Linked DNA regions of Homo sapiens: region 2 is linked to region 1. The links are chromatin loops, found by intact Hi-C in ENCODE. Cell type or tissue: A673. All regions are shown on one strand. Each heading gives the region's core, and the rest is flanking DNA. Links, peaks and the distances in the headings are about the cores only. Region 1 overlaps IQCM (IQ motif containing M). Region 2 overlaps IQCM (IQ motif containing M).

Region 1 (9,648 bases), core at 833-8,832:
ACTTCAAATACAATAATTTATATTAATTTCATTACATGTAAGTGAAGAAAACATAAATTATTTCTAATTTATTCCTAAAAAGAGTTAAAGAACCAAATGAAACCCAAATTTCAAGTGGCATCTGGTTATCATCTCCTAAAACACATATTCAACATTTTTTTCCGTAATACATTCTGCATTAAGACTCAACTCTTCAGTTCTAAATTAAAGGCACTCTGTTGAGTTGTCTCTTACTGACTTACTTTCCCCCTCCCTTATTCTCTGGTCTTCTTTAACAAAGTATCCTGCCTTATTTGCACCAAGAAATGCTAATAAGTTTCATATATACCTCAGACATATCTTACAGGGTACTGCCCAAAAATCTTTCTATGTTAATATTTCTCAGACAGTGGTCAGGTTACTAAGGAGATGTAGGGAAATGCCAGGCTCATAGCATCAAGGTCATGTGGGCATGACCTAAAGCAAAATGGAACTAGAGAATATTCCTCCTCCACTTCCTGGATCTTCCACCCTTTCTGACCTTCCCATCTTTAAAAGTGTTCTGTGTTATCCACATAAAAAGAGAGTTAAAGTGATCATCACAGAGCTCTATTGGCAGCCCTGGGCAGATGCTTGCTGGCCTGTATCATACACTGTCAGGGGTAACAGGAGCCAAGAGGAAGTAGCAGAACAGTAATAACCTCAGCTCTATGTGCGGCACTATATGTTAGGATTGCTTGTATTTGCTGCCAAGTCTAGATTAACTCTAAAAGAAATATAATGTGTAATTAATAATAATGTATGGTATACCTGAAAGTTGCTGAGAGAAATCTTAAGTAGTCTCATCACACCAGAAAAAAAGCTAACTATGTGAAGTAATGGATATTATAATTAGCTCGATAGAGGTAATAATTTTACAATGTGTATACATGTTAACACGCACATTGCACACCTTTATATTTAATTTTTATTTGTGAATTGTACCTCAATAAAGCTAGAAGATTATACAGTGTGAACTGAATATGTAATTTACATGTAATTTAAATTTTTCTGGTAGACATACTAAAAAAGGTGAAATTAATTTGTGTAACATAATTTTTATAGAATATTTTATTTAAATAAAATACATCTAAATATTACCACTTCAACATTAATCAATATTTAAAATGAATTAGATATTTTACATTCTTTTTTGTTCTATCTTCGAAACTCTATATGTATTTTGTTTGTACTTACATACATCACAACTCACATGCTAAATTTTTATCAGAACTACTTAATCTGTATTTACATTTTATAAAATCATCACTTGAAAAAATAGATTTATATGCCCAAATTTGTTCCAAACATGCTTAAAGGTTTTCCAATAACTGAATTATCAGTTTTTAAGTTTAAATTAAAATTCATTAAATTTAAATTAAATATTCAGTTCCTTAGTTTCACCAGCCACATTTCAAGGACTGAATAGCCCACATGTGACAAGTGGATACCATATGGGACAGCACAATAAGTTAAAAAGATCTCTCAAAAGTTGGTTATTTTTAAATAAAGGGAATGGAATAAATCCTTTCAAGATGTGCCAATAAGTGTAGTGCTCTGAGGGTCACTAATTAATAGAAAAGAGTGGTTAAAACAGTTGGAGTGTTATGACTTGTACTATGTTAGGTAAGCACAGATACTCACATTTTGCTTTTTCAGGCATAGCCTCTTCAGTAGTCATGAGGGGCAGTTAGAATGATCTTCTTTTTTAAAGTGTGAGCTCCAAGTCCTTAAACACAGTTACATTAAGTAATTCAGTGATGATAAATATTTATTTTTAGCTATTTCTTTTGCTCACTCATAGGTAAATAGGGTGAATGATTAAAACTTTTTATATGTCATTTCTGTGCTCTATAACCTTCAATGCCTTCCCCTCCAAAACACAGTAACAATAGCTAGCATTGGGTAGGGCTCTGCAGTTTATCGAGTACTCATATACACATTGCCTTACTGGGTCTAGGCAACCTGATAAGAACTATTATTATGAATATTTGGCAGATGTGGAAATTGGAGCTTAGAGAAGTAAAATAGCTTGTCAAGGTAAGAAGCTATGTAGTGGCATGTGCAAAACTCAAAAGATGTTTGGGCTCAAGACCCTATGCAGGTCTCTCCGATTTCCTACTACTTTCTACTACTTGCTTTCTTACTACTTTCAACTAATATCCAGTTAATACCTGGCACATACCTTATACACTCCTGCCTTCAGCTTAGGTTTATGCCAGCCTTCCACTCAGAATGCCTTGACCTCTCATCTATATTTATTTATATCCTACCTGCCCTCAAAGCCTAGGTTCAAATCCTACCTCTTCCATGACCACCCAGCCTCTTTTCCTGTGATCTGTTCCTCTCTTAAATACAGTAGTTATGTTGTCCATGCCTCTCCCTAGAAACTTAACATAAGCTGTCTGTGTAAGGGGCTAAAAACACAGAGTGATCGATATATACTATATATCTATATTCCCAATTTTAGTCCTATACATTCCCAGTTAGACTCCAAATGCCTTGAAAACAAAACTATACTTTATACCAGTAGTTCTCAATGCTGGATGAATATCAGAATCACCTAAGGAGTTTTTAAATATATGTCTAGAGTGGGACCTAGGCATCTGGCATTTTTGAAAGTTTCCCAGAATATTTAAATGTTCAGTTAGAGGAATGAAGTCTGCCTTGTGCCTCATCCTTCATGGTTCCCAGCTCAGTGCATTGCATTCTAGAGGTGCTCAACAAAGGGCTGATTAATGGGTTCATTAGCTGAGCCCTTCTACATTTGACATTATCATTACTTCAAAAGCATTATCCAAAATGCATCAAATGTTACCTCTATATCCAAGGAGTCAGTTACACCAGTGCATACTACTACATGCTCAAATGGCTTTACAATTAGAAATGGGAATATTAAATGCTTTAGCAGAGTTCCATGGAGACCCTTGTTCTAAGATTCTATGTATAATTGTTCAGTTGGCAGACTCGACTAACAAACTATGAGTTCAGAATTCAAAACCTATTAAATAATTTGGTAATTATTTCAGTAAATCTGTAAGCCAGCTTTGCCCTATGAAAGTCAGGACCCTGTAGCCTCATGCTCTTAGATAAAAGGCTACAACACTTTTCCTCAGCTTCTACCCAGAGCGGGGAAAATACCATTGCAGGTACAGTTTTAAAATAGCAAATCTGGAACATCCAAAAATGATTAATTCTCAAATTGTCAGCATCATCTCATGGGCTAGAGCACAGAACATGTACCTTGTCTGCCTAGTTCTGCAAATGAACTGGGATAAATTAAAATACTGCATCTCCCTCAGCAATTAACAATCAGAACTCATCTTCTGGCCTGGTTTAACTACACTGTCTTCTTTAAGTATAAGAAGGAAATAAAAATGTTTTGTGCTCCATCATTTTCTTGTTTTAATTTCCACAGAAATGGACTCTTCTCTGGGTCTGTTGGCTCCTCCACCTTAATTCAGTGTGCCAGGAGTGTCAGCCTGCATTAAATTGGCTGGAAAGCAAGACATCCCACTGTCCTTTTAATGCAAAAAACTAGCCAAGCATCCTAAGGGGTGCTGGCATGGTAATGTCCCTGCAAACTTGAGGTGATGAGGGAGGACTCTGAGACAGGAGCTGGGGGTGTAGAACGGCCAGGAAGGATGGAATTGCTTAGAGATGGGCACAATGACACAAAATATCAGCAAATGGGGCCCCTCTCCACTTTAAGTCTCCAGCAGACAGTTACGAGATGCTGAGTCCTTCCTAATGCATCCATCAATTAATAAAAGCATATTTAGTGCCTGAGCTGTGCAAAGGACTTGCCATTTATTTCAGAAAAAAAAGCCAAAAACATAAATCAAATTTTAAATAAAGATGCAAACAACATGCAAAAAGTATGCCAGATGTCATAAGGAAATCTGTGAGCTTTGTGAAATAAGTGATATAAATCCGTGAGTACTATGAGTTCAAATGAAGACAACATCACCGAGGCCTGAGAAGGTGACATAAAAGAGAGTTCAAGAAGAACTGAGCTACTTACACCTGGAAGGGTGAGCACAGGGTTAATCAGAACCAAATGCTGGCCAGTACACCCCTGTGGTACTGAATACCAGTCCTGAGTGGATCAGAATGCCTAACTTAAGAGCAGAGAAGACAGAGAGGTGAGAGAAATAGTACAAGCAAAGGCATGGAGGTGAGAATACTCGTAGTCTGGGGGACATCAAGTTGTGTGTCTGTTTGATTTTAGCAGAGGGCTACATTTTATGCTGCTGAAATGGTCAAAGAACTATTGAAAGTTTTTGAACAGGGCATTGACATAACCAACGTTCTAGAATGTAACTTCCATAAAGGCAAAGATTCTGTTTTCCTCTCTGCAACAAGCCTTGAACAAGGCTTGGTATTTGGAAGGATCTCAAAAAGCATTTGCTATTTGTATAATCAGTAATTATGGCAACAGCATACTGGACAAGGATGACCTACCTTCTCACATTTCCTTCAGCACATTTGTGAAAAAGTCCTCTCACCCTTTCTTTTACAGTAGATGCAACTTAAGGCTCTCTGAAACGGTTACAGGAATGCTAAGGATTTCTAATTCCATTTCTACATGGATGAAAGACAAACAGAAGTAGAAACTATTTCCCTACCTTATCTTCTTAGCTTGACATTCCTAAAGTAGATGACTGATAAGACTTTAAGGCTGGGTGCAGTGGCTCATTACTAAAATCCCAGAACTTTGGGAAGCTGAGGCAGAACAATTGCTTGAGCCCAGGTGTTCAACACAAGTCTGGGCAACATGGTCAAACCCCTTCTCAACAAAGAATACAAAAATTAGCTGGGTGGGGTGCATTCATATAGTCCCAGCTACTCTACTGGAGGCTGAGGTGGGAGGATCAGTTGAGCCTGGGAGGTCAAGGCTGCAGTGAGCCGTGATCGTGCCACTGCATTCCAGCCTGGGCAACAGAGTGAGACCCTGTCTCAAAGAAAAGAAAAAGACAAGACAAGCCAAGGCTTTATCATGGCTCTTATAATTCAGTATTCTTTTGGCAAAAAAAAAAAAAAGCCTTATCGTAATTAGCAGGATGCAGGGAAACAAGCCATGCTCCAGGGATCTGGAAAGGTAGTTTCAGCAGTTGATATTATGGCAAATGGAAGTCCTCATTTACTACCCCAAACTTTCTCCCCACTGTCCCTCCACCTCAATCCTCCTAACCCTGAATCATACTTTCACCCTTCCCCATTTCTCTGTCTTAGAAATTGTACCTATATCTACCTAGTTGCTCAAGCCATAAATCTTTTATTTCTCCTATATTTTTGTCTACCACATCCAATTCATCAAGTCTTCTAGGTTTTTAACTTAAAAATACATCTGCTTCTCCCCATCTTAATCTCCCAGCCACAATCATTTCATTCTGGGACTGCTGAAATAGCTTCTTAACTGCTCTCCCAATTTCCTCTCTTTCTCTGCCAATTCATTCTCCACACAGCAGGAGTGATCTTAATTGTGTATCAGATCATATTATTTCCCTTCCATGGTTTCTGAACTTCATTTAAAATAAAACGTAATCTCTTGCCCTGAGCTCTTCTCTCTTATGCAACTGAGTATATATGGGTGATAAGCATAGTACTGCCATTCCACAACTCCACACAGAACTGAGCCAGAAGGCTTGGTTTGACTTCTCTTGGACTTAGTTTTCTCATTTACAAGGTAAAATTTTTGGGCAAGAAGATCTCTAAGACCCCATCAGTTTCTAAAACACTATTATTCCATTGCTTTTGTGTACTATGCTAAAAAATAGTTGGCTCCAAATCCAAGAAATCAACTGCATGGGCAAGAGTTCGTGCCTCCCTCCTGACCTTCTCTACTTCACTCTGCGCTCTGTAACTCTGGAGAAGAAAACCAAAAAAAAGGAGTCTAGACCAGGCCACTTCTGGTCATGTCCCTAGTTGCAGGCCTCATCAGGTGTCTCTCAAGCCTAGGCCACTAGGACCTCCCTCCCAGCTTTTGTCCTAGTCACCCTTCTCTGATAAGTATAAGCCCCCTTCCACTTTTCCTCTACTAAGTCAACAAGGACCTTTAGGTTATTTTCTGGATTTTCTTTCTAACTGACTTCTGTCAAGTCTCCTGGTGTCTCTGACCAAATCATCAGATCTGCTAGCACCAAACAATAGGAATAAGAAAAGAGAAAGGAGAGCAGGTAAAGAAAACCAAACAGAACAAGTTCCAATGAGGGCCAATATAACAGGACAAATATTAGGCATCTAAAATGTGCAAAGGTATACAGTCATTGCTCTGTATATGAAGGATCGATTCCAAGACCCCTGTAGATGTCAAAATCTGCAGATGCTCAAGTCCCTTATGTAAAATGCCATAGTATTTGCATATAACCTATGCACACCCTCCCATATAGTTTAAATCATCTCTAGATTATTTATAATGCCTAATGCAATGTAAATGCTATGCAAGTAGTTCTAACACCATATTGTTTAGGAAATAATGACAAGAAAAAAGTCTGCACATTCAGTACAGACACAATTGTCCATTTTTAAAAAATATTTTCAATCCATGTTTAGTTGAATCTACATATGTGGAATCCACGGATACAGAGGTCCAACTACAGTAGATGATAGGAGAACAAGAAATTTATAATTACATAATTAAACTATAATCCAAACTTGTGAGAGGGCCATAAAATGAGTTGGAAAGAAGATACTCTATGAATTTATGATTAATATCAGGCTAGCTAGGAACGCAGGGACCACATGGAACAGTGGCAAGCCCATGAAATCATACTCCTTTCCTGATGCAGAAACCTTCCTCTAAATTTCTAATTAATTCAGGTTAATATATTACCCAGAACCAGGAAGTGGGAAGGAAATAATATAAATGAATCATTAGGATATCACTTTAGCTAACACAAAGCTCAGAGTCTAGGAGCACTGTGATGAGAGCAAACTTGGATTTCAATCCTGATTCTGCCATTGCCAAAGTGATCTGAAGCAAACCAATTAACCTCTCTGAATCCTACCTCGTCTAGAAGCAAAAGATTTAAAATAGACCCATAATATTAAAAATAGCAGCTTCAACTTATGTTTAAAGAAACTCTGTCTCAGAAGTCAATGAGAATAACAGGTGGAAAGCCTGGCTGCTCTGACTGAAGAGGATCTCATGGGCTTTCCCTGAACTGCCCATCACTCCCGACTACCTCCCACCCACCTTCAACCCCAGCACTCCAAGTTCAGAGGCACACCATCAATGACTTCAAAGGTACCTTCTGGATATAAGTTTTCACTATTTCATAAAATAGATATTATGTTCTATTCTTTTATGGGCATGCATGGACACTTACATTAATTAAGATATCTCAAATATTCCCAGCTTACATGAAATATTTAAATCTTTAAATCACAAAAAAGCAGTTATTAATACATTTCAGTTCTCAACTCATTAAAAAGGAGATGTTAAACTGAGAACACTCTCCCATTATACTTTAAAATTCTTACTTTTTTTGGCTAAAATACACTCTTTTTTTCACCTTTTGACTCTCTTAATGGGTAAAACCAACTATTCTGAGCCATATTCAACAAGCTATGGAGTTTTTCTGTGATCTTATTTTAGGATTTTGATACTGTTATGTATAAAATATGATTTGGCAATACATGGACATGTACATTGAAGGTCACTGAAGATCAAAGCTTACCAACAGATGATGGGCTGGGGTTGGTGAGACAAGACTATCATTCATAGTGGTTAGGTGGAGTAACTTGGGGGTAAAAAGGAAATGATCAATGTTAGATAGACCCATACTTGAGTAGAGATCAACTACTAGAATAAATCGAAATACTGAATTTTAGTCCATGTATCATCCACAATTATAAGCACAAATGTACCTTATAATATAAAGAACTTTTACAAATCAATGAAAAATACAGGCAGTTGAATATAAAAATAGGCAACAAAATGGGAAAGAAGCATGTGAAAAGACATTCATTCAAAACTCATTCATCACCCAGGAAACACAAATAAAACCACGACCATCACACTCCCAAAAGAATGGCTTCTTTAAAAATACCAAATGTTGAGACAGATATAGAACTACTGAAATATTCACACACTGCCTGTTGCAGTGTTAGTTGGTAGTCTTCAGGAAACCATTTGGTATTATCTTTAAAAATTGAATCCGTACCTAACCATGACCCATCCCTCAGACTCCCAACAGAAAGGCTTATAATGTATACCAAAAGGCACATATAAGAATGATCATAGCAGTGCTATTTGTAACAGCTAAAAACTAGAAGCAACCCAAATGTCCACTGACAGTAGAATACACAATTTGCATTTTATTTATACAATGGAATATTTCACATCAGTGAAAATAAACTGGTATATTCAAAGACATAGTATATTCTCACATATATTATTTTGAAAGAAGCCAGCATAATCAGGACACGGTCTATGTTTTTAATAATATAAAGTTCAAAAACAGGCCAAACTTACTAATGACAATAGGAAACAGGATAATAGAGAACTGTGAGGAAAGAGTGCAGGGTCTGAGGTGGGGGGCACAAGGAGGGCCTCTGGAATACCTTCCAGGGGGTAGGCATTTCTTTATCAGAGGGTGATTATAGAGATGTGTACACTTCGTCAATATTCATTGAGCTATACACAGGAATTGTGCACTTTTCTGATTATATGTTATAAATCAGTTACAATTTACTTAACAGTAATTATATATACTTTATTAATGTTTCAATATAACCTATTAGAACCCTGAAAATACTACCCTAGTCATTACAGGTGGTTCCATTTCTCTTCTTACACTCACTCAAAAGAAATATGAAGCATCAAGCTTTGGTAAAAGCCACCAAGATCTGTGCTGGATTGTAAGCCCCACCAGTGCAGGAACTAGCTGTTTAAATTTCTTTGTCTTCCATAAGCCTGAGCACATGACTAGCCAAGTAATAAAACTCTATAAAAACTGTTTATTTGAATTCCTGAAAAGAAGTCCTAAAGCATTAGCATTACAATCTTCTTTGTTTTCTCAGAGTTCCTAATATTTATTTGGAAATCCCGCTACTACTGAAATGTATGTATAACCTCTCATGAATTTTTGTAATGTGACTAATGGGCTTTGCTTATTTAATTTTTTCCCTCTTGTTATCTTGATAAAATTTTGATAGGAAGACCATAATTATCCAATGAGGAGCTAAGTACTTTGATACAAAGTGAACGGTAATGAAACACACACACACTCTCCAAAAACTGGTTTCAGAAAAGTTCACATTATTCCACATTTTTCTCACCTGAAATTCCCATTCAGTCATTGAATACAACCCTCATATGCCGAGAGAAAGGCAGAGGTGGGGGTAATAGAGTGACGCTTTCCTTGAACAAAATGTTAAAATATTAGAAGCTATGTCTTATTGTAAATTTTATTTCTGGGGGATTTCAGTTAGAAATGTATCAGTTAGGGCATATATGTCCAAGAACAAAAAAGGTAATAAGAGCCTTATTTCCTTAGAACACTACTATATCAGAAATGATTTCAAAATATTTTATGAAGAGTCCCGTATCAATACATGCAGTTATGCCTTCACTGATAATTGTGGCATGTTGTGACTCTGTTTTTCTTGTGATTTTCACAGATT
Region 2 (9,648 bases), core at 662-8,661, 370 kb before region 1:
CAAAAAGAGAGTGGAAAGTCGATTAGCTTAGAAAATACATAACAGCATGAAGAGCTACACCAAGCCAAATAAACAAACAGAAGAAGCTACAAGAAGATTTAGGGGATGTGTTGATATCTACAACTTACTCTAAAATGCATTAAAAAAAGATATGGTTTGATGGGTGAATGGCAGAATGGATGTGTTCCTCAATAAGTTCTTTCAAATTTCCTGTATGTATAAAAATTTTCACAATAAAATGCTGGGGAAAAATACAGAAAGTTCAAAAATATTTGAAATAATTGCATATTTTGTCAATTGCAAAACGGATTTGAAAAACTAATAATGACAAACAATGAGGAAAACTAATAAAACTAACAATGAGAATAATAACTGTCATTTAATGTATTTAATTCTGTGCAAGGCACTGTGCTGAGTGATGTACTTATATTATCTCAATTTTTCTGTTTACCAATACCTGATGCTATCATTTTTATTATGAGAAGCTAAGACTCCTATTAGTAACATGTTTCATTGAGCTATAGATAAGTCTTGATCCACATATGATTTCAGAAATGTTTACAGCAACTCATTGGAAACCATAGCACTATTTATAGCACTCATTTTTTAAGGAGTTCCATGCTACATTATATTGTTGTGTGATTTATTATATGTATGCCCTGTATACAAACAAAACACCAGTAATTCACTTCAAAACAGAGGTAATTCACTTCCCTATATCATTACACTAAACTCTAGGAGAGTGTCCTATAGATAAATGAGTGTTTAGTAAATATTTGATAATGCTTATTCTTGTTTTACAGAAATTATATCATACTATTCACATTTTGACTTATTTACTCAAGAGGAATCTCTTGAAATCTATCCAAGCCAACTAGTGTATCTCTAATTCATTAAGTAGTACATAGTATTCTATTATATGAATGGGCCATAATATTCCTCTACTGATTAACATTTTCTTTGGTGCCCAGTTTTACCAACTAAAAATAATGCTACAATAAGCATGCTTATTTATTCAGTATGCTCTTATTTCCAGCAATAAGATTTCCAACATGAAGTGCAGAGTCAAAAGTATATATCATATTAATTTGAATAGATATTGCTAAGTTGCTATCTAAAACTCTATGAAAGTCATATTTCTACCAGCAATGTGGAACAGTGCATCTTTGCTTAGGTCTCAGCCAGCAAAAGAAGTTATTGCTTTATTTTGCTTTGTTTTAATTTTGGCCAGTCTAAAAGCTGTCAATCTCACTGTGTTTTTTCACCTATTAGTGATTTTGAGCATCTTTGCATATATTTGATAGCTGCTGCATTTTTGTTTTGCGAATGGTTCCTCAATATCTTTTACCTATTTTGCTATTAGATTGTGTCCTTGTTCTCTATTTTAAGTAGCTCATTGTATCAAACCTCTGCCTTCTAAAGTGCAATTCCCCTTCAAATTATATTTATAGATTTGTTTATATTATTTTTCACATAAAAGTTTGAAATTTATATAAAAACAAAGTCATTTGTCTTCTCTTTTATATTCTTTATTAAGAATACCTTTCCTGTTCCTAAATTGAATATGCAGCTCTCTAGATTGGCTTCCAGAGTTTTTATTAATTAAATAATTAATTGTTTTGGACTTGTTGAATTTTTTCAATTACTTCTTTTAGTATTTAGAGGTAATATTATATAATCAACCTTCTTAGAAGTATTGATGTTATAAACTATGAGAATAGAATTATTAATATGGTATCATTCTGAAATAGAATGTATTTGGCCTTAATATATCCTTCAATAGATGGCTGGACAACTTAACTTTTCTCCACATACTCAGTACTCATGACTGCTAAGGCAAAGAATACTCAACCATTTCCACCTTGTTAGAAACCTTTGGATCCTTCAGGTTCAATGATAACAAATCCATTTTCAGTTAATAGCTATGCATCCAGGTTTATATAAAAATTAGCTGGGGCTGTTTCTAAGCAAGGACATGAGAGATGAAAATACAAGATCAATTTTAGGGCTTTGAATTTGAAATTCCTCATCATATTTCTTTTTTTGAGGCTTTAAGGGGAATGATTGGAAAATACAGGGTAATAAAAGTTAAAGACATTAGAGTCAATGTGAAAGGCACAAATTATATATATACATGTATATATATATATACATATATATACATGTATATATATACATATATATACATGTATATATATACATATATATACATGTATATATATACATATATATACATGTATATATATACATATATACACGTGTATATATATGTATATATATACACGTGTATATATATGTGTATATATATACACGTGTATATATATGTGTATATATATACACGTGTATATATATATGTGTATATATATACACGTGTATATATATATATATACACGTGTATATATATATATATACATGTGTATATATATATATGTATTTTTTTTTTGAGATGGAGTCTCGCTCTGTCACCCAGGCTGGAGTGCAATGGCACGATCTCAGCTCACTGTGACGTCTACCTCATGAGTTCAAGTGATTCTCCCGCTTCAGCCTCCCGAGTAGCTGGGATTATAGGCACCTGCCATCATGCCTGTCTAATTTTTGTATTTTTGTAGAGATGGGCTTTCACCATGTTGACCAGGCCAGTCTTGAACTCCTGACTTCAGGTGATCCTCCTGTCTTGGCCTCCCAAATTGCTGGGATTATAGGCATGAGCCACCACACCTGGCTGACACAAATACATTTCTCTGAGCTGACCTAGATCCTAATATTCCAAACAAATATATGAGATTAACATAAGGAAGAGGCCCATCTAAAAAAGACATTTTTAAAACCTAAAAAAAATGTGTACAAATGCATTTTACCCCAAATGTTCTACATAACTTGGTATATTCCTTAACCTTCATTTGTTTTACAGCTTGTCATAAAAGTGGTATAGCATTACTATGATGATCTACCAGAAAATTCACAAGCAAGTGCTTAATTATTCACTTTATTTTAACTATGTTAGGAAAACAGCAGTGAAGATTTGAATTGCCAAATCGCCTAAGAAGAAATAATCATAAGAAAATTAAACAAGTGTTCTGATATATGTGCACAATGAGAAACAGCAAAGAAGGTTCAAACCATCTGTGCTTATAATCTTTTGGGTTCTAATTGAAATCCAAATTATCTTAATGGGATTTAGATAGCAACATTTAATAGACAAACTTTGCAAAGCAATATCTCACCAGAAAGTGATAAAAATCTTGCAATAATTTTAAAAATATTTATTTATTCTTATTTAATTTATTAATTTAGGAGACAAGGTCTCACTCAGTCACTCAGGTTGGAGTGCAGTGGTGCAATTACGGCTCACTGCAGCCTCAGTCTCCTGGGTTCGAAAGATCTTCCCACTTTAGCCTCCCAGGTAGCTGGGACTACAGGCTGGGGCCACCACGTCTGGCAATTTTTTTATTTTTGTAGAGAGGGGGTTTCCCTATGTTGCCCAGGCTGGTCTCAAGCTCCTGCCCTGAGGCAATCCTCCTGTGTCAGCCTCCCGAAGTGTTGGGATCATAGGCTTGAGCCACAACATCCCACCTGTTGTAACATTTTTAGCATAGAGTTTATGAGCATGAACTTTGGAATTTGTTAAGGCCACAGTCCAAATATTGGCACTTCTACTTAACATCTCTGTGATTTTAAGAAAGATGAACTTGCATTTCTTCATCCGTAAAATGAAAATAACAGAACCTACCTTCAAGGATTAGTATAGGAATTTAAAGAGAAAATATACATAAAGCACTTAATTTGAAGTATAATAATTTCTCAATAAACTTTAGCTGTTATTATTCCCCTTTTCCTCTTTTTTGTCCTCCTCCGCCCAGAGGACCAATAATAGCTTATCATCATTTGCATATATATATATATACACACACACATACACACTATACACACACTATACACACTCTATACACACACTATACACACACACACACACCCTTATATGGGGTTTACTGGGTTTTGTAAAAAGAGTGTGCTGGCTCTGTGAATGCACTTGCAGACAAGCAAACAACCCTCTCTTCCAGTGAACTGACCACCAAGTTGTTTCTTCTAACCTTTCCCTGTAGATAAGTTTCTGTATCTACCACTTATGTGTCTACATTCAGATGTGTAGACCACTGAAATATATAATTCTCCTTTCACTCTGATAGGTTTCCAACACACAACCCTACTCCTCCACCTACACACTATATTAAATTCTAGCAAATGTGTATTTTTATTTTGTTAATTCTTTATAGATAAATCAGATAGATAAATCTACCTGGTGTATCTAAGATATAACCAGTACACAGCCCAATTTTCCTGCCTTCTTACCCTTCCCTTCTTATATGCGCATGACTCTGGAAATATTGTAAGACTCAGTCAGGGGAATTTCTCGAATTTCCTTCTTTTAGACTTAGAAGTTAGGCAATGACAACTTCTGAGTAAGCATAGTTGTTAAGATGAGTATATAATCCCTTATCAAACAGGGTCTACATCTATGGAAGGGCTGGGAGCAGGATGTGTTTATAGGGTAAATATGCTCAAAGTTGTAAATTACCACTAGATGTCACCCTTTGTAACATGTAAGCAAACGTGGGGCAACTTTCTACTACCAAAGTACTCTGGAGCCAAGGCACTTGCCCCAGGCCTGAGAAACACCTAGCAGTAACATCGACTCTGCCTGTGACCCACTGCCACACTGGAAACAAATAATAAAGATTTCTCTCCAATGTAGTACTGAGGCTGGCTCTGAGTGTCCTCTGATCAGGATAGGAGAACCCACTTATTTTCACCAATAAGGACTTCATTTATTAACTATCCACCTCCTAAGGACTGAGGCACAACTGCCGTGTTTCTGTCTCCAAGAGTATCTATCTTTCCAAGCTCCATCATGCCAGAAGGCTGATGGAATTACCTCTTCTGTTCTCTTAGATTGTGTTGGTATCACTAGCAAGAACTGATATGGACCTCGGATTTTGCGATGAAAACTAAGATTAGTCAATACCTCTTTATCACATAAAGCTCCACAGAAATATGACCTAACTGTCCCTGATTCTCCAAGATTCATTCTACCACTGCTGACAGATCATGAAAGTTAATTTTGAGGCTGAAAATGCAGCATTTTTCTACTTCTCAAAACTGCACTGGAACTGAAGAGATAAAACATTGCTTAATTCATGAAAAACCCCAACTTTTTCTGGATTCACGTGTAGCATTTCTCTGCTTCTAAGGATGGCCATTCCTAAAGATCTAGTGGCATGTTCTAACCATGACCAATTCCTTTTTCTCCATTTGATACTTCTCATGAATTTCTCAAGCTTTAAAAAAAATTGTAATTAATCTGAACCAATAGTTAAAAACAATATCTGATATTTGATTCTTCCAACAACTTTCTGATAAGTACTTTAATTATCCCTATTCACAACTAACGAGGAAACTAAAGCTAACAATTTAAGTAACCTGCTCAAGATTAAGGAGCTACTAAATGCCAAAGCTTGAGCTTTAACCCACAGTAACTGCAGTTGACAATCAAGCCAAGCTTGACTGTTACCTACATTTTCAGATAAATATATTTCAATTATTTGTAAGCTTAGTTGTATTTCTTCAAGTTATCTTTACATTAAATTTACATTTTGTTTTGTAAACTAAAGTTGTACTATTGTTTATGAACTCATAGACTGTATTACTGATAAGTTTTATGAACAAAAATAAGTGTTTAATATAAGGTGTTCCATGAATTTTAGAATAAAAGAAACTCTAGGGGATGTGCCTGCTAAACCCATGGGCATGTAGATATGTGTAAACTTAAATGTAACCTTCCTAAGAAACCTGTAGGGTAGCCCCATATTTGAATGGAGAAAGCCTCATTCAAATATGGGGCTACACAATAGCCTTTCAGAAGGTTTAAGAACAAGTTAAGGTCACATAGACAGTAATTGGCAGGATGAAGGTGTACATGCAGATTGGGTTTTCTGACCATAACATTTATTTAATTTTCATTAAACTGAGCAATGCTTCAAAGTGAGGACTGTTTCTTAAGTTTTCCAGTTATGGCTTTATTTTTTTTTCTTATTAACAAACTAAGTTTAAGAAAATCAATTTGTAATCATACTCTCAATTGCACCTCTTTTCCTTACTTCATTCTATTGTCATAGTTCCTTGGTTTTGAGGGACAAAATTAGTGGTGTTACATCCTAGAATTTTTATCACTTGGCATCTACTATACTGGTAGTAAAGATTTTACATATAATATCCACTATACCATATCTGAATAGCACATGAATATTGTGTACCAATCCAGACAGTTTCATGCCTGAGATGGTTTATCACGAAATCTGTGTCTATAAGACAGAATAAACAGAATAGGTAAGTGATGCTTCTCAGAAAAACTGCAAAAATAAAGACCTTGTGTTAAATCTTCTGAAAGAAAATGTTGACTAGACTGATATTGTGAAAGCAAATGAAGTAACTAAATGTAGAAAGTTTTAAAAAATACTCTGGATCTTATTTTGTGTCAGGCACTAGTGAAATCACTTTATATGTTATTTTATTTTTTTAAATCACTACCCTTACATGACACCTACAATTGTAACCTCAAATTTTACACATGAGGAAACTGAGGCATAGAAATTACAAGTAAATTTCTCACAGTCACATGGCTAGTAAACTCCATGACTGGACTTCAAACCTAAGTAGTGTAAGTGGGGTGTCTGAATCCAACAGCAACAATAACAGCAATGAATCAGACACCATATAAGCACTTTGCCTGTATTTTCTCATTTAACCTTGACACTAACCCTATGAGATGTTACTATCATAGTTCTCATTTTAAGAATGAGAAAACGAAGGTTCACAGAGGTTAAATAACGTGTACAATATATTTAATGGATGGCTGTTCAGGATTTGAATCTAGCTAGTCAACAGACTATAATTTTGTCTATTAAGTGAATATAAATTACCTGCATAAATATTTAATTCAGGTATATGTGTGTATTTTATACAAATTTTTTTTCATTATTGACATTATAATCTTAGGCCCAGGAATTAAAATATAAAATGGTTATACGAGCATTTATAAATATTTTCTATTCATGGATATTGATTCTGTCATGGATATTGTGGGTTGACTCCTCACTTCTGGCCATCTTTTAGATCTAGAACACTGAGAAATTTTAAAAAATATTTCTCAGAGGCCCATGGAACTCAAATTCTGGATGTTAATTATTTTCCACCAATTAGCTACACTCACTTAAGATTCAGAAGACAGAAATAAGGTGGAAACCTTTTCTCTGCCCTCACCTTTTCTTTTAGTTCTTCTTGCAGGCAAGGTCAAGGAAAGGTGAGTTGTTTCTGCTTTAGTGTTAGAAAGGCTGTTATCTAGAACAGAAGCATTTGCAGTAGCAGCAGCAGCGGCAGCAGCAATGGCATCTTCTTGATTTCACATCCTGATTTTGAGGATCCCCACCTGGGGTATGTTCTTGAATTCAAAACTCCAATCCAATGTTAGACACCAAGGTGGTAGCACCCTTGACAGGTCATCTCTTTAGTGTTCTGAGTCATTTCTGGAGGCCCAAACTAGAAATCACCCCTTCAACCCTCCAACAAATTTAAGTACTTAATTATTGTATCCATCTATTTATTTATCTATCTATCACATTTCTAGTGTCTATTTCCTGCCCTGGGTTTTGACTGATACAGTATTCATTGTTTAAACTGCATTAGTGCTGCCTGATAGAAGTTCTTGTAGCTAATGCTTTTCAGACACTGTGTTGCTGATTTATTTTACAGTTTTGTCTCTCCATGAATTTCAGTCAATCTTCTTCATCCCATCCCCCTTTCTCAGTAACTTCACCCATTCACTACTCCAAAAACATCTTTGAAAACCATTTTGACAGCCAAGCCTAACAAACCCAAAATGATAACATTCCAGCTTAGGAATGTTATTTTGATAGAAAAAGAAATTCTAGAAATAGAATGTTCAAATTTTTATTTGTTGTAAGACACTTAAAATAATAATGCTATTAATGAAAGGAAGTTTTGTTTGTTTGCTTTCCTGTTTTCTGGTGTATTTATACTGGGAAACATGTCCTGAGACCTAGCTCCCAACTCCTGCCAACCTTGACCTTCCACTCACCTTTTACCACTGTGGTTACTTGCTTTGCTGCTGTTGCTGCTTGATCTTGCCTTGGATGTTATGTTTCAAAAAAGGAGTTTAGGTGCTTTTACCTGATACTTGGCTTTTGCTATAAAATGTAATTGTCTTCAAGACATGCGTATAAAAACTAGAGGACAAGATTATGCCAAGTTCCTTGCCTCTGCCACACTTTCTTTGTGTGTGTGTGTGTGTGTGTGTGTGTGTGTTGTGTGTGTGTGATGTTCTTTATTAGCAAAATTTAACAGAGAAGTAGCCATTAAGGTAGTCTCAAATCCATTCAGTTAAATAGCTCAGTAACTTCGTATCAAAGAATACATATTGGTATTGAAGCACCTTGCTTAATTTGTACTCAGCTGCAAACTAAAATAAATACCATACATATTTATATGTGATGGCTGTTGGGAAGAATATCAGAAGGGTAAACAACATTTGGGAAAACCAACAGGCATTTGTTTCTTTGTACCTGACCGAAACTACATTCAGCTGCTATTTGTGCTACTACATAGATGGGCGCCTACAGGCCATCTGATATTTCTGCTCTTGTCGTCTTTCCCTGTAGAAGGAAGGGAGGAAGCAGAGAGATCAAGAACTATGTCTAAGTCCCAGACACCATGATCAAATCAGAGAAGTCTAACACAAAGGAAAGTCCATATCACCAGGAGCTGGGTTAGTTTCTACTTTTTGTTTCTGGATGGCAATCAGGAAGAGGTTTGTAAAAATATATGTGTATATATAGTAAACAATTTCTACTTTCAAAGTGTTTTAAACATTAGTTTGAAAAATTAATCAGGTTAATACATTTCTGTGGAAAGAATAAGCACTTTTTGTCATTGGTCTCTTTCCAGGTCTTTTACAAAAATATGAACTACAATTATCATTGCTATTTTCTTGCTGCTGTTTTTCCTAAATATTTCCATTTAATTCATTGATTCTTCCTCCCGGTTTATGTTTCTTCAAATTCAGATTGGAAGTATGAAATTTTCTCAGAAAACAGAATTGGCTGCTTCAAGGTTATTTTGATTTAAACTTACAAATAATCATTTAATGAAACGAACAAACGTCTGTTCAATTTTCACTGATAAGGCCAGAAATGGAATATTTAGGTATTTTGTTTCCAATGATTTATTATAAAATTTTACAAACATATTAAAATCATGGAAGAATTACACAGAGAAACCACCTAAATTGTACAATTAATATTTTGCTGTGTTTTCTTTATCATGCATCTCTCCATCTATTTGCTCTGTTTGGGAATTCTGTAACCACCTCAAAAGAAGAATCAGGTGAAAAACATTAGAAAGGGCATGATTTTATAGAAATATTCCTACCCCACACTTAATAATGTTTTCATACATTTTGATTTTGCTTTTTACTATCCAAATTACAATAAGAATTTGGAAAATGTTTTAAGTGAACCCTGGGACTTTGTGACTCAGATCTCAATATTTTCTGCAGGTTTTCCCATGTTTTTCAAT

What was found. Peaks named below come from ENCODE experiments on the same cell type or tissue, not always from the same donor. Only the 100,000 strongest peaks of a DNase experiment are listed, where the experiment ranks them.
Region 2: it touches region 1 in a loop (2.2-fold over the local background); 2 of 110 quality-filtered maps call a loop at or near these places.

Annotation. Positions count from the first base shown.
Region 1 is chr4:149,740,993-149,750,640 of GRCh38, forward strand. IQCM (IQ motif containing M) reads right to left here. Exons shown (of 14, transcript NM_001363507.2): 3 at 1,663-1,747. The coding sequence starts at 1,699. Among named protein-coding and RNA genes, the nearest start is that of IQCM, 70 kb to the right of the region's middle. In A673, for the core only: no CTCF peak of the experiment used is centred there; a DNase peak (open chromatin) is centred at 5,489.
Region 2 is chr4:149,366,620-149,376,267 of GRCh38, forward strand. All of the region lies in intron 13 of IQCM (IQ motif containing M), which reads right to left. Among named protein-coding and RNA genes, the nearest start is that of LINC02355, 220 kb to the left of the region's middle. In A673, for the core only: a CTCF peak has its summit at 4,574 (motif pointing right); a DNase peak (open chromatin) is centred at 4,602.